Regions from separate parts of the Homo sapiens genome. Here region 2 is linked to region 1. The links are chromatin loops, found by intact Hi-C in ENCODE. Cell type or tissue: PC-3. All regions are shown on one strand. Links, peaks and the distances in the headings refer to the core of each region. The heading gives the core; the rest is flanking DNA. Region 1 overlaps CRACDL (CRACD like). Region 2 overlaps CRACDL (CRACD like).

Evidence for each region. Peaks named below come from ENCODE experiments on the same cell type or tissue, not always from the same donor. Only the 100,000 strongest peaks of a DNase experiment are listed, where the experiment ranks them.
Region 2: a loop joins it to region 1, with 2.1 times the contacts of the local background. A loop is called at or near these places in 9 of 110 quality-filtered maps.

The regions. Positions count from the first base shown.
Region 1 is chr2:98,908,022-98,920,044 of GRCh38, forward strand. The region is part of intron 1 of CRACDL (CRACD like); the gene reads right to left. Among named protein-coding and RNA genes, the nearest start is that of CRACDL, 22 kb to the right of the region's middle. RefSeq lists enhancers at 1,639-2,138, 4,553-5,136 and a silencer at 9,105-9,399. In PC-3, for the core only: no CTCF peak of the experiment used is centred there; DNase peaks (open chromatin) are centred at 4,680 and 5,580; H3K4me3 peaks cover 781 bases; H3K27ac peaks cover 2,260 bases.
Region 2 is chr2:98,862,443-98,874,465 of GRCh38, forward strand. The region is part of intron 1 of CRACDL (CRACD like); the gene reads right to left. Among named protein-coding and RNA genes, the nearest start is that of CRACDL, 68 kb to the right of the region's middle. RefSeq lists an enhancer at 7,068-7,675. In PC-3, for the core only: no CTCF peak of the experiment used is centred there; a DNase peak (open chromatin) is centred at 7,689; H3K27ac peaks cover 1,255 bases.

The DNA of each region.
Region 1 (12,023 bases), core at 3,139-5,638:
GGGAATAGAAGGCCAGTTTTCATCTCCGACGTCAGGTAGAACATGCAGTTTTGAAGCTGGAATGGGAGGATCTCACCTCATGGTTTTTCTGGCCCAGCCCAGCCACTCCGTAGCAGGAGCTGCCAGTACCCTGGAGCTCCTTTCATGTTCAAAGCTGTAACCAGTAGACGGACTGGCTGTCTCAACTGGGAGGCAAGCCACAAGAACAGAAGAGCCTAAATGTGTGGCCTAGAGAGAGCTCCGAGGTCACCCTCAGGTAGGGCATCTCTTCCAGACAATTCCAAAATCTCAGCTGTGGGACAGGAATGGGTCCCACACCGCCTCTCTTGCACATGCCATTCCATGTCAACCCTCCAGCAAAAGTTATTTACCTGGCAAATGCCTGCCCTGTCCCTGCAGTGAGTAGTCTGGCAGGGGAGAGGCTAGCCATCCTTCCTGGCCACACAGCTGGATGGCTCCACAGTTTCTCCCATCCCACAGCCTGTGGATAGCCTGTCGACCCAACAGCTTGGAAGTGAACAGAAAGATTTTATCAGCCCAAACAAAAACCCAAAGCCAAACTCACTCTATTGCTGCAAATGCCTATCAGGCAGATAAACTCCATTAAGGTCTGTCCCCTCCCTTCCCTGGTACAAGCTGCCACTTGCCCTGGACAACAGACCAAGGCTCGGGTTTCCAAGGTGGCTTACAGTCCAATGACCTTCCCCTCTCTGGTGTTGCCTCCATCAGTGGTGCAACGACATTCAGAGTCTACCGAAGGCTGGGACCTACACTTGGGAAGTGGAGTGAGCCTCACAATTTCCACTAAAAGTCCATCTGTACAGAAATAAATTTCATTCATACCTCATCTGTTTTCTCTCAGCCTAGCCAGAGTCCCTATATTTATTTGTATCAGTAAATTTGCACAGCCAGAATAATCCTAAAGGTTCAGAGGTCTACACACGGAAAAAGCCCACTGCCCCAAACTTGTCTTGCCCAGCCCCGTGTTTAAAAGCTTCATGCAAACACTGAGAGTACAGGATGTATAAATGCGTCCTGAGTTTAAGCCTCACACAGTGAATCAGCATCTCAGCAGCTCTGCTTCCTCTGAGACTCTGGGGAGGTTTCTTCAGTGAAAATTCAGAAGAGATTGGCAGAAAGCTGTCAAGCGATTGCTATGTATGGTTTCTCTGCACATCAGGAGATTCATGAGCCCTAGATAGCAACAGCAGATTCTTAACTGTCCCTTATGATATTTGCATTTGATTCCCAGTGCTTCTCAAGGGGAACTTATTTGTTCACAAAATTGCTTTCTTTATTTTGGTTCAACTTGCTTCTGGTTTACACATAAAAACTGCGATGTCACTGCTGTAACTTATAAGAAGGGGTGAGCAGGTTCAGGAAAACCCTTATTACAAATCTGAGAAAGCAGTTATGATTACGAGATAAGGATGCAATCCCAGGGGAGGTTCTAAATGTTTCCATGTAATCTGGACCCAAGCAACCGTCGTCAAACCACTGTTCATGAAATCTGTGGGTGCAAACAAATTGAGCTGTCAGGCTGCAGGACGCGAGCAAACACTGGCCAGGCAAATGGCATTTCCTCCCTCCAGCACATTTCTGCTGCTGACCCGCCTGCTCTAAGGCCCACTGAAACCTGACACCCAGACCAGCTGGCCTCTCCAGGGAACGGGCCTGGCACCAAACGCTCCATCTGTTAGCACACCTCAAGCCACCTGGCCACTTTGCTCTTTTTCCCTGGTTCCCTTACAGGCAGGAGAATCTTGTTCCTCTGCCACCTGTAAACTCACAGAGCCTGTCTCGAGGTACAAAGCCCATAAGTGAGAGTGGCAGAGGGCCAGCAGAGTAGCTACGGAAGCCAACAACAAAAGGAATGGGTAGCGGGGCTTGGGCCGCTTTCAAAAAGGGGAAACTTAATTCTGAAGCAGGAAATGGCTGCATTTTGCCCCGATTCCCACCCCTCCGGATTAGTACATCATGAGTAGTCAGTAACGCCATCTCTCCCACATCGCACTTTCCCTATAACTTGGCACCACTTCCCACCTCGGAAGGATGGCTCTGTCTCCTCCTCCAGCTGCTCCTACCTGCAGGAAGCCGATTTCAGAGACCTCTTACCAAGGGGGCTGTGAGCTGGGATGCACCCTCAGGCAGGACCTCCCACTTCCCCATTGAGAAGAGGAGACTGTCTCACCTCTGAAAACTAAGAAGCTCCTTGAGGCCAGGTGTGGTGGCTCACACCTGTAATCCCAGCACTTTGGGAGGCCAAGGCGGGTGAATCACCTGAGGCCAGGAGTTCGAGACCAGCCTGACCAACGTGGTGAAACCCCGTCTCTACTAAAAATACAAAAAATTAGCTGGGCATGGTGGTGCATGCCTGTAATCCCAGCTACTTGGGAGGCTGAAGCAGGAGAATCACTTGAACCTGGGAGGTGGAGGTTGCAGTGAGCCAAGATCACGTCACTACACTCCAGCCTGGGCAACACAGCAAGACTCTGTCTCAAAATAAATAAATAAATAAATAAATAAATAAATAAATAAATAAATAATGCTCCTTGTTTCCCAGCCACTGTTTTGAGGATCCCCCAAAACCAGAGTCTGCTCTGCTCACAATGACAACCGTTTCTACAAAAGAAGGAGGAGCCTCAAAGCCGAGAGAGTGGGAGTTGGAGTGTTCCCTCCCTCCACACCCACCTGCCATCAGAGCTCAGGGTTGCAGTTCACCAGGCCTAGCTCCATTCACCTGCTGGTGGCCTCGGCCAGGGTTTGCCCTGACAGGGCCCATTTCCTTTTCTGCAAAGTGGAGCCAATAATGTGGTGCCTCCTCTTACGGGTGACAGGAGGATTAAATGAGGCGATGTAAATAAGGTGTTGAGCTCAAGGTTGCAGGGAATTACCACTCAGTAAAAGAGGGGCTGTTCTGGGCTTAGCTTCCAGTGAGTTTGCTGGGCACAGAGAATCAGAAAGATCTAAGACACCTTTATTTTTAAAGGGAGGCTGAGAAGTTGTCAGCAGCACATCCTGGTAGGACAGTGCCAAGCATCGGGGGAGCAGCAGGCACCTGGGTGAGGTGCCGAACTGAGAGGTGAGAGACCCCCACGCCCGTGCTCCTGCTCTCGTCACAGGCACACCCCTCTTCTGCTTTCTGGGCCTCAAGTATCTCGTCCTTAAAAGGGGCATATGAATTCTGGCCCTGCCTCCCTCATAGTGGACGGGGGCTCAAGCGAGACTGCTGGGTGCACACTGGGCCTTGCAAAGAACAGAGGCTACATCAGTGGGAGGGTTTCTCCAGATGTGTGAGACCCTTTGCACAATGCCTCCGGGGCTGGTACCGGCAGAGGGATGTGGACAGGGTCGGAGTCCACAGCACTTAGCAAGGGGCCTCCACATGCCACGGATTACATCAGGCTCCGCAGGGACAAGGCTGAGGGCAGCAAGGTCCCCGCTCTCAGACTCTCACAGTTGAGAATTTCCCACTTCGTGTGCCAGGCCCAGTTGTCATCCAACACGCGTTGTCCAAAGATCAAAGAGAAGGACCAGATCCCAGTCAGGGGTGCCAGTGCCAGGAAGGGAGGCGCCTGAAGGACAGTGTGCTCCCAAGCCCACCTGAAGGAGCTGGTGGGTGGCCCCTTATCAATGCTCTGCAGCCAGCCCACCCTGATTTTGTGAACCCGAATGCTGGTGACCAAGGACAGGTCAGGGCAGAAACCATCTGGCTTAGCCTCCAAGCTGGGCCACCCCGAGAACCTGAGGGTGTTTTGTTTTCCTCCCAGTCTGCGGTGCTCACAAAATTAAACCCACGGAAACCCCAAACGTACCAATCTCTGCTCCGTGTGTGTTTCGCATATGGCTACGGGAAACCCACAAAGGTAACATGATGTGCCCATACCACATACCACAGCCTCTAGAGATGTGTTTTTCTAGAACAATGCTGACACGCTTGTGATTAAATATTTTACTGTTCCATCTAGCTGACTCATTTGGTGGTGACACAAGTGCCTGACCCCTCCACACCCCTGGGAGGCACAAAACCCACCCTGCATTTTGCCCTAATGAGCAGAGAGTGACAAGTGCTGCTCCCCTGTTTTCTGGTGTGACAACCACTGGCGTCCTGGGCAGCATACCTGTGCCAGAGTTTAGAATGAGCAGGAAAGGCGCAAGGGCAAATAAAACATTTTGCAATATATTAAAGTACCTGTGCTAACAATTCTCTGCCTTTTAACAAAAAGGCAGTTCGCAAAGAGTGAAAGAACACCAGTCAGGAGGCGATGCATTGTCTGGTACTGGCTCTGCCTGCCTGGGTGTGCTGGGGGTAGGTGAAGGCACTGAGCCAGCCGTCTCTGCTAGACTGTGAGCAGTGAGCTCGGTGATGCTCACACCTGTCTGCCACTCGATCCCCAGGCATGACCTGGCCACACCCATGCAGGGTCCATGTTTGTCTCCGGCAGGCGGGGGTCACACCAGCTGCGGCTTTGCAAGGCCTGGTCCTTTGACCCTCTGCTCATCTATGATCGGGCTTGTGCTCAGCTCACAGCAGGCTTTCCCTGAATGCCCTGAGGTCTATGACAGCTCCTGAGAGCCGACCCCCACTGTGGTTGAGGGTGCTGACTCTCAGCCCCCGCCTGGCACAGCCTCCCCCTCCCCATTGCAGCCTTGCTGAAACGCAGCTGAGCTAATTCTGGGCTCCCTGCCACCCGCACAAGCCCACGCTGCACATGCTCTGACTCACGGCTGAGGCGTCCAGAAGCAGGGATGGGAAGGAAGGCTGCTGCCAGGCACCCACTTGGCATCAGTCAATGGCCAGGGGTCCGTCCTTGGGCCTGACGGTGGAATCCGGGGGTGGATCTGAGACCTCTATCCGCTTTCATCAAATCATACTGGCAGTAGCTAAGCCCACATTTTAAAGCCAGTGAATTTCTTGAGACATGCAGCCATATACTCATAGCACACAATCATGGAGTTAAAACCTGGAATTAAAAATTAAACCTGTTACTCTTTATCACTGAGACCTATTTCAGCATGTGGCAAATTCTTACACTACCGCCACATTTCCCAAACATAAAAACCATTTGATCAGAAAAGAAGGGAGATAATTTGCCTCCAGAAGTTCAATGCAATCTTATTTGAAAACCTTTTCCTGAAGACCTACTATGTGCTCTCCCTCTGAGTATGCCAGAACCTAAGGTGCCATCCCCACCCTTGAGAATCCTCAGTCTGTGCAGGAGGCAGACAGGCATGTCTGTAACCCACTTGTAAAGGAAGTGTGTGGAGTGCTGTCTAGAGGGAAGCCACATGAGAACGGTCACCTCTGTCGGGGGGTGGGAAGGGAAGAGAGCTGGCAAAGCTACTCAGGGTGGTCCGTGGGCAGTCAGCCAGCGGGGCAGGTCCCTGGGCAGAGAGGACACAGGTGTGAGGCCTGTGGTAGGGGAGTGCTTGGGGAACAGGGAGTACAAGACTGGAGCCTGTGGGGAGTGTGGGGAAGGGCTCAGACACAAGAAGCACTGTGGTCAGACTGGGAAGGACCCACGGGGCTGGCTGGGAGGAGATAGATTGGAGGGTGCAGGCAGAGGGCCAAGCCGATGGACTCACCCAGGAGTCCCTTAGTCACTCAGGACCACACCTCCCACCCAAAGGCAAGTCTGGGCATCTGAGGAGTCACGGAAAGCATGGTCTTCGGGAGCAGAAAGCCCTAGCAAATGTACATGGCTGTGCAAGTGACCTACACGCTCTGAGCCTCCCCAGTCGTTAGAATGAAGATTCAGGCAATCCTTTTCTTGCAGGGTTGTTTACAGGATGCAATCAGCTAAGCTATGTGAGAGCCCTGGCAAGGCACCTGGCCTGGGGCAGGTGATCCTGCAGCAACCCAGTAGGATGAGATGGGGAGAATATAAAGCCAGCTTCAGACCCAACTCCATGGTTTACGCTTTATGCGCAGCCCTAGGACCTGGGGAGGTCCTGAATGCATGGAAGCCTCGGCTGCCTCCCTCCCAGAATGGGCATTGTATGTGCCCTGTTGAAAGGCTAAGCAATCACCTCTGCAATGCAGGCTTTCAGCATCATCTGGCCAGTAAGAGGCTGGCTGCCTGCCCATGCCCCTCTCATGACTAGGAGCCAGGAAGCCGAGGCAGGAGCCAGGTAGGGGGAGGAGGCAGGAGCCCCAAGGACCCAGGTGACTGTGTTGGTGAAGCTCTTCACTTCAGAGGTAATTGTAATTGCAGACATGGGAAGGGGCCCTTGAGCAACTCGCAGGGTCCTGCTGGCCCAGCTCCCAGCCCCCCACAGCAAGGAGCACCACCTCCTCACAGGCCTGTTTCCTGGGCTGGACCCTACCCCCTCACTCCCTCCACCCTCCCCTCAAGGTTGGGGCCCAAGCCTGAGCCCACAGCATGAGGAGGAGCCCTGCAGTAGCTTCCAGCAGAGCCTGCAGCCCTCACCCAGACATCAGGTTACGGAAGTTGAGTCCTGTCCCCGCTGAGGTGGGGGGCTCTAAGATTACATGGCTGGATATGGGCCAGGACAGCTTACTGTTAGTTTCCATCCTCTTCAAGGGAGACTTTTTTAAAGACAGGAGCTTGCGCAGGGCACAGAGGAGCTCTGTCCCCTGCCCCCCACCAGCCTTCGCCTGCTTCTGGGGAGCCGGCTGGCGACCTCATGGAGCTTCACGCTGGCCCCACAACTGGGGCTCTCCTGCCAACAGACCCCTCCATCAGTGTCTCTGCTGAACGTGGGGACATGGACTGAGGCCTGAGGCTGGGCGGCTCCGGGCACAGGTCCACTAGCACTCCTCCAGAGGGAGTCCCTGGGCAGCCAGCCTCTCTTCCTCCTGTGCCCGGTTAGACAGCACCATCCCAGGACTCCAGGCCCCTGAGAGAGAAGAAGGGGAAGGCTGCTCCCAGAGCAGGGCCCAGCCCCAGGAGATGCTGTTTGCAGTTGGAGGGTGTCCAGTGGGCAAAGAGGTGCTGTCCAGAGTCCCCGGGTCTAGAAGACCCAGGGTCTTGGCACCAGCCTCTGTTCACAGTCACAGGTCCCTGCCAGTATGAGTGGTTTTGAGGGGGTTGGCAAAGGCTGCTCAAAGTAGAGAAATAATGAGGGGAGGAAGGTCGACCAGGACAGGACTGGGTCCAACTCATGCTTGGAGTGATAAGAGAAGGCAGAAAAGGACATCACGTGCCAGACCTGAGGAGACTCAGGCTCAGAGACAAGGGGGCACAGAGTGCTGGAGAGGTGCTGGCCACCTGCCCCTTTCTACACGGAACAGCACAGGCTAAGTCCTCCCTTTCAGCCCTGGAGGCAGTGCCAGGAGCTGACCGGAGCAGGTATCATAGCAGTTTCTTTTCTGAGTGTGTGGGAGGCACCTCCTGGAACCCTCAGAGATGAGTGGGGCAAGGCACAGGGCAGGGAGCAGGCCATGGGACCATAGGGACCAGGGATGCCCGGGGACTGGTGGAACATGACTTGCTGTGGAGCCCTGGAGGAGCTGCCTGGGTCTGTGCTAATCCAAGAGACAGGGAGACCTCATGAAAGTCACCTAGATCACAGAGGGACAGCCATCAGCTCTGCCAGGTGAAGGACGAGAGCCACAGAGTGATGGTAGGGGCTGCACTGGGCAGGCAAAGAGGGGACTGCTCTTCAGAGAGGGTGGGCTGCCTGCTGGGGGTGGGGGAAATAGCTGTGAGCCACACATAGGTGTAGGCAAGGGCATGAGTGACACGTGGAAGTTAGGCAACACCAACTTCGGACAAGACATCAAGCTTTCTCCAACTCTCCCACCGAGGCAAGGCACAAAGGCAATTACTAAGCACATCCGCTGACCACCACTAAACCTCCTGGCACCCAAATCAAAGCTCTGACCATGAGGACATGCTTTCTAGGCAGCTTGAGTGTTTCAAGGCATGGCCAAGCCTTGTGTTTGACGAATGACAGCCCAGGTGCCCACTGGGCTGGCCGGGCCATTGCCCTCAGGGTCACTGGGCCAGGCCTGAGGAACTGTCCCAAACTTACAGAGACAGACGGATGGCACAGATCCAAACTCCCAGGACCCTAGCCAATCTCTGGGCATGCTTACAAAAAGGGGAGACTTTCCTAATTATCAAGTGATTCATTGGATTAGAAAAACTGTACTATGCCCACACAATGTAATACTTCGTAGCAACAGAAAGGAAGAAACCACTGACACACACAACTACATGGATGAATCACAAAATAATCATGGGCTGGAAGAAGCCAAAAAGCGCACGATTCCATTTAAGCCAAATCCTAGGAAACAGTGTGAACTGAGTAATAGGGATAGAGAGTGGACCAGGGGTTGCCCTACAGGGGATCTGGGGAGGGATTATGGACGTGCATGAGGAATTTTGGGGAAGATGGGTACGTGCACTATCTTGATCATGGTGTTGGTTTCACAGGTATATACATATATCAAGATGTATGAAACTGTGCACTTTAAATGTGTGCAGATTATATGTCAATGATACCTCAATAAAGCTGTTTTTTTTAAAAAATGCTGATTATAAAAATATAGAAAGATATGAAATCTCCCATAATTCTATCACAGCTAACCAGAAATCTCATTTTTATATGTTTCCTTCCAGTCTTTTCCCTACTCCCACACATAAATATCATTTTTTTTAATGTAGGATACAACCTCTCTTTTTAAAAAGTTTTATTATCCTGAATTTTTTTTCTTCTTTTTAATTTTAAAAGTTCTATGCACCCTGGGAAGAGGAGGTGAAGACAGCAGCTCCCCAGAGAAGGGGTGAGAGGCCAGGAGAGGAGCGAGTCCCTGAGTGGGGGCATGGACACAGGGCAGAGCAGCTGCCTGTTGCCCTGAGCAAGAGCCTACCCGGGGTCAGCACCTGTCCTTCGGTATACTTCACCCAAACCATCTCCTTTGCTAAACTGAGCCTAAATGACAGTACTTTGCACCCAGTATCTGCTCAATCAGAATTTACTAAAGGGAATCTGAATGAAATGAAGCTGAGCCTGCCCTCCAACACATCCTGCACCTTCTGTCTCCTATCTTGGCACTGGCCCCTGCCTCTTCCCCATGGGCCTTCTTCTCCCTCCGGCTCGGCCCACTATCCTTCCTGCCTTCTTCATTTAGCCTTAGATCATGAAGTTCCCTCATTCCCTTGTGACTAAGCATCCTTTAGAAATGTTCCTAAGGGCCTCACTGCACTCCGGCAGACGAATGACTCATTCCCCATCATTGGATGTTCAAATTCCTTCCAAATCTGCACCTTTATATGTAACATTGTGATGAACATCCTTGCATAGGAATTTTGGACTGCAGATTTAATTGTTTCCTTGGGATAAATTCCTAGAAATGGAATCCCCAGGATAAAGGGAGGAATTCTTTTAAAGGGTTTGAGACATCCTGCCAAACTGCTTGGCAGAAAGCTTGCAGCTTCCTCTCCCAAGGCATATGAGAGTCCTTGCCAAACACTTTCACATGCATTGAGTACCATCGTTCACAAAAACAAACAAACAAAAGCAAAGCACACCACAAATTTGTCAATTTAATAGCAAAAAATAGTATCTTACTTTAATAGGCACCTACTTGATTAATGTAAGATTGACTTTCTCACACTTACTGACATTTATTTCTCCTTTTACGAGCAAATTCCTTTTTAAAAATGTGTATACATTTAAAGGGTACAAGCACAATTTTGTTACATGGATATATTGTGTAGTGAAGTCTGGGCTTTTAGTGTAACCATCACCCAAACATTGTACCCAGTAGGTAGTTGCTCATCTCTCACCCATTAATCCTTCCCAGTTGTCAATGTCTATCATTCCACGCTCTATGTCCATGTATACGCATTATTTCGCTCTCATTTATAAGTGAGAACATGGGGTATTTTGTCTTTCTAAGTTATTTCACTTAAGATAATGGCCTCCAGTTCCATTCATGTTGCTGGAAAAGATATGCTTTCATCCTTTTTATGGCTGAATAGTATTCCACTGTGTATATATATCACATTTTCTTTGTCCAATCATCCATTAATGGACACTTAGGTTGATTCCATATCTTTGCTATTGTGAACTGTGCTGTGATGAACATAAAAGTGCAGGTATCTTTTTAAAATAATGATTCCTTTTCCTTAGGGTAGATACCCAGCAGTAGGATTACTGAATTGGATGGTAGTTCTATTTTCAGTTCTTTGAGAAATCTCCACACTGTTTTCCATACAGCTTGTACTAATTTACTTTCCCACCAACAGTGTAGAAGTGGCTGGGTGCAGTGGCTCAGACCTGTAATCCTAGCACTTTGGGAGGCCAATGCGGGTGGATCGCTTGAGTTCAGGAGTTCGAGACCAGCCTGGCCAACATGACAAAACCCTGACTCTACTAAAAATACAAAAATTAGCCAGACATGGTGGTACATGTCTGTAATCCCGGCTTCTTGGGAGGCTGAGGCCCAGGCTGAGAATTGTTTGAACCTGGGAGGTGGATGTTGCAGTGAGACGAGATCACGCCATTGCACTCCAGCCTGGGCGACAGAGCAAGATGTTGTCTACCAAAAAAAAAAAAAAAAAAAAAAAAAAAGAGTTCCCTTTTCTCCTCATCCATGCCAACTGTTATTTTTTTGTCTTTTTATAATAGCCATCCTTTCTGCTATAAGATGATATCTCATTGTGCTTTTAATTTGCATTTCTCTAATGATTAGTGATGTTGAGCATTTTTTCATATGCTTGTTGATCATTCGTGTGTCTTCTTTTGAAAAAATGTCTATTCATGTCCTTTGCCCATGTTTTAATGGGATTTTGTGTGGGTTTGTTGAGTTGTTAAGTTCCTGGTAAATTCTGGATATTAGTCCCCTATTGGATACATAGTTTGTAAATATTTTCTTCCATTCTGCAGGTTGTCTGTTCTCTCTGTTGATTGCTTCTTTTGCTGTGCAGAAGCTTTTTCATTTAAGTCTCATTTGTCTATTTTTGTTTTTGTTGGATGTACTTTTGAGGTCTTAGACATGAATTCTTTGCCTAGATCAATGATCAGAAGAGTTTCCCCTAGGTTTTCTTCTAGTGTTTTTACAGTTTCAGGTCTTACATTTGAGTCTTTAATCCATTTTGAGTTGATTTTGTATATGGTGATAGATAGGGGTTCCAGTTTCATTCTTCTCCATATGGCAATCCAATTTTCTCAGCACCATTTATTGAAAGGGGTGTCCATTTTTATACCAGTGCCATGCTGTTTTGGTTACTTTAGCCTTTTAGTATAGTTTGAACTCAGGTAATGTGATGTCTCTGGCTTTGTTCTTTTTGCTTAAGACTGCCTTGGCTCTTCGGATTCTTTTTAGGTTCCTTATTAATTTCAGGACAATTTTTTCCTTTTGCAAACTAATTCATATCTCTCACCCACTATCTCATTAAGAAGTTCATTCACAATGAGTTGTTCATATTCATTATTAAAGTTGTTTATATAATACATTAGTCATTTATGTTGCAGACTTTTTTTCTGTCTCTGGTATCATGTGTAGAAAGATGTTTTTCATCCCTTAACTACTTACTTACCTAAATTATTTTTAGCACTTCAATGATTTCATTTTTATATTTAAATTTTAATCCACATGGAATATATTTGGGGGTTTGATATGAGCAAGGGGCTTGATGGTTTCCCAAGTGGTTAAATAGTAACCAGATATATTAACTTTTATATTCCAGTCTTTCTAGTCTGTTCCATGGGCATGTTGTCTATTTCCATCACAATACCAAACTGTTTAAATTATTATGAATTTACAAATTTTTCTGAAACAGGGTCTCACTCTGTTGCCCAGGCTGGAGTGCAGTGGTGTGATCACAGCTCACTGCAGCCTTGAAGTCCTGGCCTTAAGCAATCTTCCCACATCAGCCTTCTGAGTAGTTGGGACTGCAGGTATGCACCACCACATCTGGCTAATTTTTAAAAGGTTTTGTAGAGATGGGGTCTCTCTCTGTTGCTCAGGTTCGTCTTGAACTCCTGGCCTCAAGCGATCCTCCTGCCTCAGCCTCCCAAATTGTTGGGACTACAGGTGTGAGCCACTG
Region 2 (12,023 bases), core at 6,309-8,808, 42 kb before region 1:
ATCTCCGAAAGACACCTGATGATGGATCTACTAGACAAAGACTTTAAAACAGCTATCTTAAAAATGTTCACCAAACTAAAGGGAGATGTGGAGAAAATCAAGAAAATGATGTCCAAACAAAATTGAAATATCACTGAAGAGATTTTAAAATCTTGAAACCAAAAAGAAATCTGGGAGGTGAAAAGAACAATAACTGAAATGAAAAATTCACTAGAGGAATTCAAAGGCAGATATGAGCAGGCAGAAGAAGAATCTGCAAACTTGAAGATATAACAATGGAAATTATCAAGTCTAAGGAACAGAAAAAAAGATTTGAAGAAAAGTGAACAGAAAATAGGGGATCTGTGAGACACCATGAAGTGGACCAACATACACATTGTAAGAGTTCCAGAAAGAGAAGAGAGAGAGAAATGGGAGGAAGAATATTTGAGAAAATAATGGCTGCAAACTTTCCAAATTTGATGAAATATACATTATATATTTCTACATTTATATGTTTATACATACATATATCTATATATACATTTTACATTTATACATTTATTCATTTATGTGTTTATACATACACACACATATGTTTATGTGTGTGTATGTATAAAACATCCATTTAGCTCAATGAAATCCAAGTAGGATGAACTTAAGCCCACAACAAGACACATTATAATCAAACTGTTGAAAGCCAAAGACAGAAAATCTTGAAAGCAGCAAGAGAGATGTGACTTGTGACATACAACAGATCTGCAATAAGATTATCAGTAGATTTTTCATCAGAAACTTTGGAAGCCAGAAGGTAGTAGGCTGATATGTTCAAAGTGTGAAAAGAAAAAAATGTCAAGCATGAGTCCTATAACTGGCAAAAGTATCCTTGAAAAGTGAGGGAGAAATTAAGACATTCCCAAATAAATAAAAGCTGAGGGAGTCTGTTACTACTAGAGCTGTTCTGCAAGAAATGCTAAAAAGAGTCCTGCAGGTTGAAATGAAAGGACACTAGATATTAACTTGAAGGCATATAAAGAAATAAAGATCTCAATAAAAGTAAATACACGGGAATTATTAAAGCTACTCTTATTGTAAAAATGGTTTGTAACTCCATTGTTTTGTATTTTACGTGATTTAAGAGACTAGCACTTTTTTAAAAAAAGAGGTACAGGCTTTTAAAACCAACTTATGATGGTTCAATTTATGATTTTTGACTTTACAATGGTGCAAAAGTAATACCCAGTCAATAGAAACCATCCGTCTCTTGCAATGCTGGGCAGTGGCACCAAGTCTCCAGTCAGCTGTGCATTTTCAACTTAATGACATTTTCAATTTATGATGGGTATATCAGGACATAACCCCATCGTAAGTCAAGAAGCACCTGGAATTATTAGTCTCAAAACTAGATTCCACCTATATGAGGTACTCAGAGTAGTCAAAATCGTAGCATCAGAAAGTAAAATGGTGACTGCCAGGGGCTGAGGGAGAAGGGATTAGGAAGTTACTTTTTAATGCGTAGTGTTTCCATTTTGCAAGACCCCAAAAAGAGTTCTGGGGGTGGACAGTGATGATGACTGCACAACAATCTGAACGCACTTAATACCACTTAAAATGATTAAGATGGTAAGTTTTATGTTATGTGCATTTTACCACAACTAAAACGTGCACAAAAAAACCTGTACACCAATGTTCATAGCAGCATTATTTATATAATAATCAAAAAGTAGAAATAACCCAAATATCCATCTCTGGATAGATAGAATAAAAAACATGTTACATATATGTAATGAAATATTATCCATCAAGAAAAAGGAATAAAGTAATGATATATGCTACAATCTGGATGAATCTTGAACACATTAACCTAAGTGAAAGAAGGCAGCTACAAAAGGCCACATACTGCATGATTCCACTTACACGAAATGTCCAGACTAGGCAAATCCACAGAGACACAGAGTAGATTAGTGGTTGCAAAGAGGTGGGGAGAGGGATGCTGGGGAAACACAGGTAGAATGGGAGTGACTGCTAATGGGCACAAGGTTTCTTTCTGGGGAAATGGAAATGTTCTAAAATTAGATTGTGTTCCTTGGTGCACAACTCTTTAACAAAAACCCATTGATTGTACCCTTTTTTTTTTTTTTTTGAGACGGAGTCTCGTTCCATCACCCAGGTTTGAGTGCAGCGGCACGATCTCGGCTCACTGCAACCTCCGCCTCCTAGGTTCAAGCAATTCTCCTGCCCTAGCCTCTGGAGTAGCTGGGACTACAGGCAGCCACCACCATGCCTGGCTAATTTTTGCATTTTTAGTAGAGACGGGGTTTCACCATGCTGGCCAAGCTGGTTTTGAACTCCTGACCTCAGGTGATCCACAGGCCTTGGCCTCCCAAAGTGCTGGGATTACAGGCATGAACCACTGCGCCTGGCCTGATTATACATTTTAAACAGGTGAACTTTATGATATGTAACTAATATGTCATCAAAGCTGCGGAAAAAGGATGAAATAAAGACATTTTCAGAAAAGAAAAGTTGATACAATTTGTTTCCAGCAAACTCACACTGAAACAACTGTTACAGGAAGAGGGATGCAATCTCATGGAGAAGACTGGAGGTGCAGGCAGGAATAGGGGAAAACACAAACGTGGACAGACACAAACGTCAACAAGAGGAGGTGGTGGGCTGGACTCCAACCCAAGCCCTGTGCACACCAGCAGAATGCGTGCCTCAGCCCTGCTCTCCCTCCACCAATAGCACTCCGTTTCCTTCCAGCTTGGAGCCTTTGCAGATGTTGTTCCTTCTGCTTGAACTTGATGTTCCCTGCACATTCCACTTTGGTCTTACTCCTACTCATCCTTCAGATTTCAGCTTTCATTCCACTTCCGCAGGAAGACCAATCTGTCCCTTCAGGATGTGTCAAGACCTCCCGCGACATACTATGGGAGACCCTGTGCCTTTTGTTCACAAAACTTACCCATTTTACATGTATACATGTTTGTGTGATTCTTTGATCCATTTCCCCTTTACAGATTCACGCCTGGTTACATTCCCCATACTTTTAATCAATTTTTCCCTTTCCTGGGGAAAAAGATGAAAATAAATTATGACTTAACTATTGTTCTCTAGTGAGTCATGCCAAGATCTGCCTGTACCTTTTTTTAGAAAAATAAGTTTCACATTACTGAAGCAAATGGAATGTGAAATGCTTGCAGAGTTCCTGTGAGAAATCTCTGTTCAAAAATTGTGCCAGCTTGCTGCTTAATGATATTATTATCCTCAAAAGCAGAGGGACTTGACAGCTGTACCCACACCAAAGAGGCGTCAAGACCGGACCTCACTGCAGCCAACCCTTTCTCCCTGAAGGTGTCAAGAGGACTTTCTGCTTTTTTTTTTTTTTTTTTTGAGACGGAGTTTCGCTCTTGTTGCCCAGCCTAGAGTGCAGTGGCGCAACCTCAGCTCACTACAACCTCTGTCTCCTGGGTTCAAGTGATTCTCCTGCCTCAGCCTCCTGGGCAGCTGGGATTACAGGTGCCCACCACCGACCTCAGGTGATCCACTCACCTCTGCCTCCCACCTCCTGCTCTCTGAAGCTGTCATCCACTTGTGTGCAAAACCTTCTCTGTCCTCTTGTCAGAAAGGATAGCGAGGACAGAGAGACAGATCTGCTCTGACATATAAGAGAAAAGAAAGCAAAGAAATCTCATAATCAAAGGGCTGAAACTAGAGAATATTCAGATGCTAAATGACAGAGCTCTAAGTAAAGCAAGAAGGGCGAGTAAAGGAACTTGGCTGGTCAGATTTGAAGTATCTTATTGCCCTGTAGTTACTGTTTGTCTGATGTTTAAAAACTAAAGTAAGGCGTGGCCTAGAGAAAGCCCCTTTCTTGCTAAGTAGGTAAAACTGGAAGACTAACTCCATGAGGAGAGATAACATGTCACCAGCATAGAACAGCTGCATGGTAGTGCTCAATAAATATTGTTAAATGAATGAATGAATGAATGAGCAAATGATCCAGAGGCACTTAGCAGTAACACCTGATAGATGAAACAATCACTTCTTCTTTTTTTTTTTTTTTTTTTTTTTTTTTTTGAGACAGAGTTTCACTCTTGATGCCCAGGCTGGAGTACAATGGCATGATCTTGGCTCACTGCAACCTCCTCCTCCTGGGTTCAAGTGATTCTCCTGCCTCAGCCTCCTGAGTAGCCGGGATTACAGGCACGCACCACCACGCAGGCTAATTTTTTGTATTTTTTTTTTAATTAGAGACAGGGTTTCACCATGTTGGCCAGGCTGGTCTCGAACTCCTGACCTCAGGTGATCCCCCGCCTCAGCCTCCCAAAGTGCTGGGATTACAGGTGTGAGCCACCGTGACCAGCAGAATCACTTCTTAATGATCACCCAACACATTAATGCCTCAAGGACAGACTTCTTTCAAAATCTATGACTCAGCTAGACAATGTCACATTTCTTTAGCCTGAGTTCTTCTTGCCTAGTGTCTTCCTATAAACATCATCTACCCTATAGCCACACAGAGCTGAAGTCTGCTGGGCTTTGCAGACCCCTCGGTTTGGGAGTAAAGGAATATAGAAGCAGAGGAGGCCCCTGCTTAGAGGCCTGGTTTACTTCCCCAGGCTTCCCCTCAGCCGTGGGCAGGGCAGGGACAGTGAGGGCATCTAGAGAGAATGGCAGGCCACAACTTGCTGGGCTGCTTCTTTGCAAGAAAATACCATAGCTTCATTCCAACACTCAGTCAGCCATGAGATAAACAGCATAGTTTATAAGCATATAAATAGTATCTTATATAAACTACACTATTTTTTAGAAACTACCTACATAACAGTTGATTTAGTGGTATTCAGAGTCCCTATAAATGGACAAATTAACTAACTTAGCTAGGCATGCATACAGCTATCCAACACAGTGTATACTCTATATATGCACACATGAGCCTATGTTCACATGGGCCACCTAAGCCTGCACGAACACCCCTGAATACAATTCATGTCTTAGACTGCAAAGCATGACAGCTTTCATAACAGCGACCTGTTTACACATTCATTGAGGTGAATGTTTTCATATGAGATTTGAAAAACATTAGTTTAGACATTTTCAGGTCATTAGACTAAAAAAAAAACTATCAGAGACTTTTACAAAACCATTATTTCAAAAAGAGCTAAGCATCAGACTTCATAGCCTTATTTTAGAAATTCTATTTGCATAATTCTTGGGAAGATACAATATAAATTCACTCTAACGCTGAGGAGTGTCTTGCAAAGAGGCCATCTAACTTGGCAACGTTCAGTCTCTGAGTGAGAGCTATGACTCGTGCTGACTGCTGCACACATATGTGACGAACAGGACACCGAAGCCCTGGGCACAGTTTTGCAAGGGCTGGCTTATTTTTAACTTCATGAGTTTATTGAGGTAATATACTCCATTTTTCTATGCATATATCCCCAAAATACTGCTTCATTTATCTAGAACCCTACATTTATGACTGACATTTCTGCAGCACAGCAGATGTGGAGCTGAATTTGTTTTTGTTTTTGTTTTGTTTTTTCAGTAGGAAATAATGCTCCGAAGCCTATTACCAAGACATAACATCACCACTCTATCCTGGCCCATATAAAATGGGCAGAATCAGGCACTGAGGTTTCATTCTTAGTAAAAAGAGTTTTATGAAACAGTAACAATGATGATGACTTATATGCACAGGGTTTTACCCAGTACAAGGCCCTGTCTTCACAAGGAATCCTTGAGTTGTTGGGTTACTACTCCTTTGTAACAAACGAAAGTGAGGCTTTGAGGATGGACTGTCTGCCCCAACTCCCAGAGCACCCTCCAAGCCCTGCTGCCAGGCAGTGGGTGGGTCTTTCCAAAGAAGCAACAACAATTTCCCAAGACCGTTCGCCCAGCTCAAGTGATGTGCGGATATAACCATCACCTGTACTGACAGAGACTGCCCTACTGGGAATTTTCCATGTGGGGTATGAGAAACACAAATCTGTTTATTTATGCTAAGCAAATGAATTTTAATCAAGCCATAGCTCTATTTCCCTCTGCACCACGGTGCACAGAGTCAAAATGCACTGAGAGCCAAACACCTTCCAGGGATAAGGTCACCTACAGCAGGACAAGATGTCTCTGTGTAGGGCCCCTGGCTTTGGCTGTGCAGGAGCTCAGGCAGAGCGTCTCCCAAGGCTGTGGCTATCAGTTGAACACAAGTCCTTTGGTGCTGAGCTTTAGGTAGTGGCATAATTACAACATCCTTAAACTTTGACCTCTGCTGCCTTCCCTTCACTCAAAGCATATCAACTATGCCATGGAGATCCCAAGTGTAAACACGGTATGGTAAGAATGGCACACTCTGCTCACCCAGCCCTCCTCCCCTTTCCCTCTCCCTTTCTCTTTATGAATATGCGTGTGTGTCATAAAGGAAACAAAGAAAATCCTTATTTTGCTCCAGAATTTACACAACTCAAGGAGATAAAAAGTCTGTTAAGTAAGGAGGTCACAAACATTCTAGAACATAAGGTAACAGACGCTGCAGATTTATCCATAGGCCTCAGGGGATGGTGGCCACCCACGCCCCGGGAGTCACGGCCTGGCCTCCCCTCCCTCGCGACTCTCCCCCACCACCTCTTTGCTCTCAGAGGGCCCACCTGGGGTCAGGCCTGATGCACTGGTAAAAGGCAGCCATCCTCCTGAGTGTGCTGTGAGCCTCCAGCTCTCTCATCCTCCTGGAAGCTAGCAGCAGGGAGAAGAGTGGGCCTCCCTTTCCTCTGAGTGGCCTAGGGCCCACGGGTCACCACTGGTTGCTGATCAAGAGCCCTTGTCCCCATCTCTCACAGAAGTACCCGTGCGCCAGGAGGAAGTGGGGCTTCTGCCAAGCCCAGCCCTCCTGTGCCCCGTGAGCTCCTTGGGCGGGTGCACAGGCACACAGCAGAAAAGGCCGTCTAAGAAACGCAATGCACTTCCGCCTTCCACTCCAAGCCCTGAAGGCCGGGATGGGGGTGGCCTGGCTCTGTAGGGAGTTGGACTCGCCTCCCTGTGATTGGCATCCCCACTGAGTTGCTTGGGCTTTGTTGACTGTGCTCACCATGGAAGCAGGCAAAGGGCAATGGCAGGTGAGGCTGCATTCCCCATCTGAGGAAGGGCAGGGCCCAGGAAGAAAGAGGAATGCTGAGAAAATCGGAAACAGCTTCTGAGCCAGACACACCCAGGCCCAGGGCTCTCCTCTCTCATTCCAGCACCAAAACCACCCGGCCCCTCCTGCCTCGCCTTGATGTCCACTTGCTATCTCAGTGCGAGGGACCCTGTGGGAGGCACGCTCGTCTCTGCGCTGCACACTTGCTCCCCAGTTTCAGTTTTCTTTTTACTTTTCCTTAAAGGCCCATCGTGTTACCTCAGGTCCTTGATATGCTTTGTTAACTGCTTTCCTGGGGCCTTCCCAATGCTCCTTTACCAGGGACCTGCTTGCCCCACTCATTGTTGCACTGATGGGATTTCCAGCCCTCCCCCTGGAGCCCAAACCTGACAGGTGCAGGGGCCACACCCTCCCAAAAATCACCCACTGAGCCTGCCCAGCCGGCTCCCCAGCCACCCCACGTGACACAGCCACTTGCCCTGGTGGCTCCTATCTGATTACCTGCAGCTGCCACTTCAAAATAATAGACTCCTGCAACTGGCATCACAATGCCACCTGACTCAAGTTCCTCCCAAGTCTGATGGCTTGCCAACTGCAACCGGTACAGTCAGCAGTTTCCAGGCAATATCTGGAGTGTTGACAGAGGGCTCTGGGTGGCAGGTGCGATTCTATGTTAGTAAAACTCAGGAACAGGCAGCAGCAAGGGCAACTTCTGAAGATGGTTCTGAAAAAGCCCTAGTTTGCTTTTCTGTTTTCCAAATGGCAACTGTATATAGAATTCTACTCAAATGGCCTACAATTTAATTTTAAAGCACAACGAATACATTTGATGATGACAGAAGAAAGCAGTGAGTTCAGAGGAGAGCTCAGATGATAATCACGCAGTGCGCTGAAGGTAGTTTATATACATTTGCCCTTTGTGCAGCCCACTGTGCTCCTGCCAACGACTTGGCCTTCTCCCAGGGAGAGGGCCAATTAGCTGGTGGAGAGTCCCCTGTATCCTGGGAGGTGGTGCAGGGGCCCCTGCAGCAGAATGGATTATTGAAGGGACAGGGACTGGGCCCCAGGGCTGAGGTCTCTAAGGACTGTCCCAGCCAGCAGCACTCTGCCCAGCAACACGAGCTGGCCAAATCCCACAAGGCCCACAGTGGCAATTCCACCCCATTCGGTGGGCCGGGTTGAGCATGCAGCTTGCCTCTGCTGCTTGCTTTCGCCTGCTCTGGGCATGTGACCTGCCCTCTGTCAGTAGTAGGGCCCCCTCAGGAGCCTCTTCAGCACTCTGTCCCCGTGGAAGCCCAGCATACAGGTCATGCCCAGCACAGAGTGGCCCAATGCCCGAACAAGACATCACTCCACACTGAGACAAAGTCCCCGAAGGGAGGCGCTGTCACATCGTGTGAATGCCCAGGGACCGCGAGATTCGCGAAGAGCAGGGGTAGCAAGACACCTGCAGGCCTTGACACCTCTCACTGCCCCTCCACCGCCTCCCAGCATGCTCTCCACAGCACGGTGCACACATGTTACCTCTCTGCTCAAATTTCAGGAGCAGAAAATTTCAGTTTTCTTTCTTTGCCCTTCTTTGCTGTGCCCAAGCCATACGTTCCCTGAGACATCAGAGAACCAAACGAAAAGGTCAGTGACACCCATGTGCATCTATTAGAATAGAATTTATAAACTGCAACAGAAAATATCTTATGCAAGGACATCTAAGGACTTTGTGATAGGACCTCCTTAGGCCCTGGGCTCATTTTCATTCAGAGGGAAGGAAATGAACATTTATTAAGCACATCTCAGGCCTCATTTAAGGCTCACAACCAGCTATGAGTTAAATGGTCCATTGCTTTTTTTGCAGGTGAGGAAATAGAGGGCCTGAGCAGCTAAGCAACCAGTCCGAGATGACTGAGGCAGTCAGTGGAATGTCCGACCCTGAAATCAAGGCCTGTGCCTCCGCAAGTGTGAGCTCTTCCCCATGATGGCAGCTGCCTCCCAAGAAACCCTGGCAAGGGTCTGAGTGACCAAGCAAGCTACATCCTTTCTGGGCTGGAATCTGGCAGCATGTATCAAAACCTGCTGCTCTAGTAATTTCACTTCTGGGGAATTTGTCCTAAGGAGATAACCCAGCATTCTTATAACAGTGTCCTGGAAACATCCTGAAGGCTCACCAGTAGGAGACATAGGCAGACCAGACACAGCAGCAGGACACAGTCATATGAGGGATGTTATCCAGTCACTAGAAATCATGATACAGGAAAATATTCAGTGACGTGGGACAATACCCACCATACATTGCAATGGGGGGAAAATCAGCTATGACAGACTGCTAAGAGTATGCAATAGCAAAGTCAGGGAATCAACCTGAGTGTCCATCAACAAATGACTGGATAAAGAAAATGTGGTGCATGTACACCACGGAATATTACACCGCCATAAAAAAGAATGAAATCATGTCCTTTCCAGCAACACAGATGGAGCTGGGGGCATTATCCTAAGTGAAACAACTCAGAATCAGAAAATCCAATACCAGGCTGGACGTGGTGGCTCATGCCTGTAATCCCAGCACTTTGGGAGGCCGAGGTGGGTGGATTACTTGAGATCAGGAGTTCAAGACCAGCCTGGCCAACACCGTCTCCACTAAAAATACAAAAATTAGCCGGGCGTGGTGGCACATGCCTGTAATCCCAGCTACTAGGGAGGCTGAGGCAAGAGAATTGCTTGAACCCTGGAGGAGGAGGTTGCAGTGAGCTGAGATCGCACCACTGCACTCCAGTCTGGGTGACAGAGTGAGACTCTGTCTCAAAAGAAAAGAAAAGACCACATGTTCTCACTTATAAGTGGGAGCTAAACAAGGAGTACACATGGAGATAAAGATGGAAACAATAGACAATGGGGACTTCAAAAGGGGGAGGGTGGAAAATTATTTATTGGGTACAATGTGGACTATTTGGGTGATGGGAACACTAGAAGCCCAAACCTCGCCATTATATTATAAAATATATCCATGCAAAAAACCTGCACTTGTACCCCCAGAGTAAAAAAATTAAAACTAAATAAAATAAAAGTGAGAATGTATCCCCGTCATTTGAAGAGCTTGCTCATCAGGATTTTGCTTCAGTAAGCCTGGGCTGCAGCCCGAGATGCTTGCATTTCTAACAAGCTCCCAGGTGATGCTGACGATGCTGCCCGTGGACCTTCCTTTGATGAGTATGACGTGTACAAAATGATGTATGCAGTAAGAACCCGTTTTTATTTTCGTAAAGCTCTTAGTGCACAGAATAAATAAAGGAAGGATCACAAAATGATGTGAACTGACGTTATCTGTGGGTCATGGAATGATGTTCATTTTAAACTGTCTCGTGCTTTTTCACGCTTCCTAAGTTTTCTGACTTCGCATGCATTTTGTTCATAATTAGAAGAAGCTCCAATAGTTTCTTTTAAAGACAAGGCAGTGTGATGTAAATAGACTGGGATTTGGGGCCGAGGATTTGGAGTTAAGTTACTTCCCTCTCTGAGGCTCAGTTTCCTAACTTGGAAACCTCATACCTCAGCGGTTGTGAGAATTGAAGCAGATCCTACGTGTAAGTTTCTATGCAGTGCCTAGCACACAGAAGGAACCCTCGATGTCAGGACCTACCTTCTCCACTGCTGGGAACAAGATCTCATGTCTATGAGGGGCAATTTCTGTCTTTTTCACAAAGTACTTTTGCACCGGCTCCCTTGTTTGTCTCCACATCATCTCTGTGACAGAGGCAGGAAGAGAAGCTATCGCTGTAGAACTTGAGAGCAACCAAGCTGCCCAAGGCCACAAGGCAAGTCAGCACGGGTGCCTAGAACCTCTGTCCCCAGAACACAGCTTCCCTTCTGGGCTCCACTACCTCTAATGTAGCAATGCACAACCCACACACAGGGACCACAGTGGCTGAGCTCTGACCCCAGGGTGGGAACAGATCCACTGCTGAACTGGCCTGGGACAGGGATACAGAACTGGAGTCCCTCTGGGCCTGCCAGGAAATAGGCGAGAGGATCCCCCACATGATGTGCCACTTAGCCCACCGCCCCTCTAAGAGGAACCCTCACCCACTCATGGGGATTTACAAACATTACAACGTGCTTTTCCTCACGGAATATTTTGAACATCTAGTCTGTTGAAATAACTCCACAATTGGCTGGGCGTGGTGGCTCATGCCTGGAATCCCAGCACTTTGGGAAGCCAAGGGAGGCAGATCACCTGAGGTCAGGAATTCCAGACCAGCCTGGCCAACATGGAGAAACCCCATCTCTACTAAAAATACAAAAATTAGTTGGGCGTGGTGGCACATGCCTGTAATCCCAGCTACTCAGGTGGCTGAGGTACAACAATTGCTTGAACCCAGGAGGCAGAGGTTGCAGTGAGCTGAGATTGTGCCACTGCACTCCAGCCTGGGTGACTGAGTGAGACTCTGTCTCAAAAATAAAAAAAAGAAATAATTCCGCAAGACAAGTTTGCTACTGGTAAGTTCTTTTCAGCTGCAAAGGCAGTCAACCAATTATAGCCCCAAAGCCCAATTGAGCACTTAAATTACTTAGATCTATTGTTAACAATGATCAGAAACGAGTTAGGTAACTTCAGAATCTTCCCTTTGCTGTGTGTTGTTCAGGGTGAACTTTTATAAGTGGTACCTGCCACAGATACGTTCTTTTCTCGCTTAATACCCCAAAGTGATGCTATATAGAACCCAACAGCCATCATAGATTACATTGATCCCTGATCAAAATCGAAACAGGAAACCGCAGCTGCAGCTCATGTTGCCCCCCTGATGGTTTCTCACAGTTCCTTCCAGGTGGACATGGCTCTGTGGGAACACCAGAGTGAAACCTGAGGGCTATGCCCTAGCCGGGAGTCAGGAGGCTCCGCACGGGCTGCTGG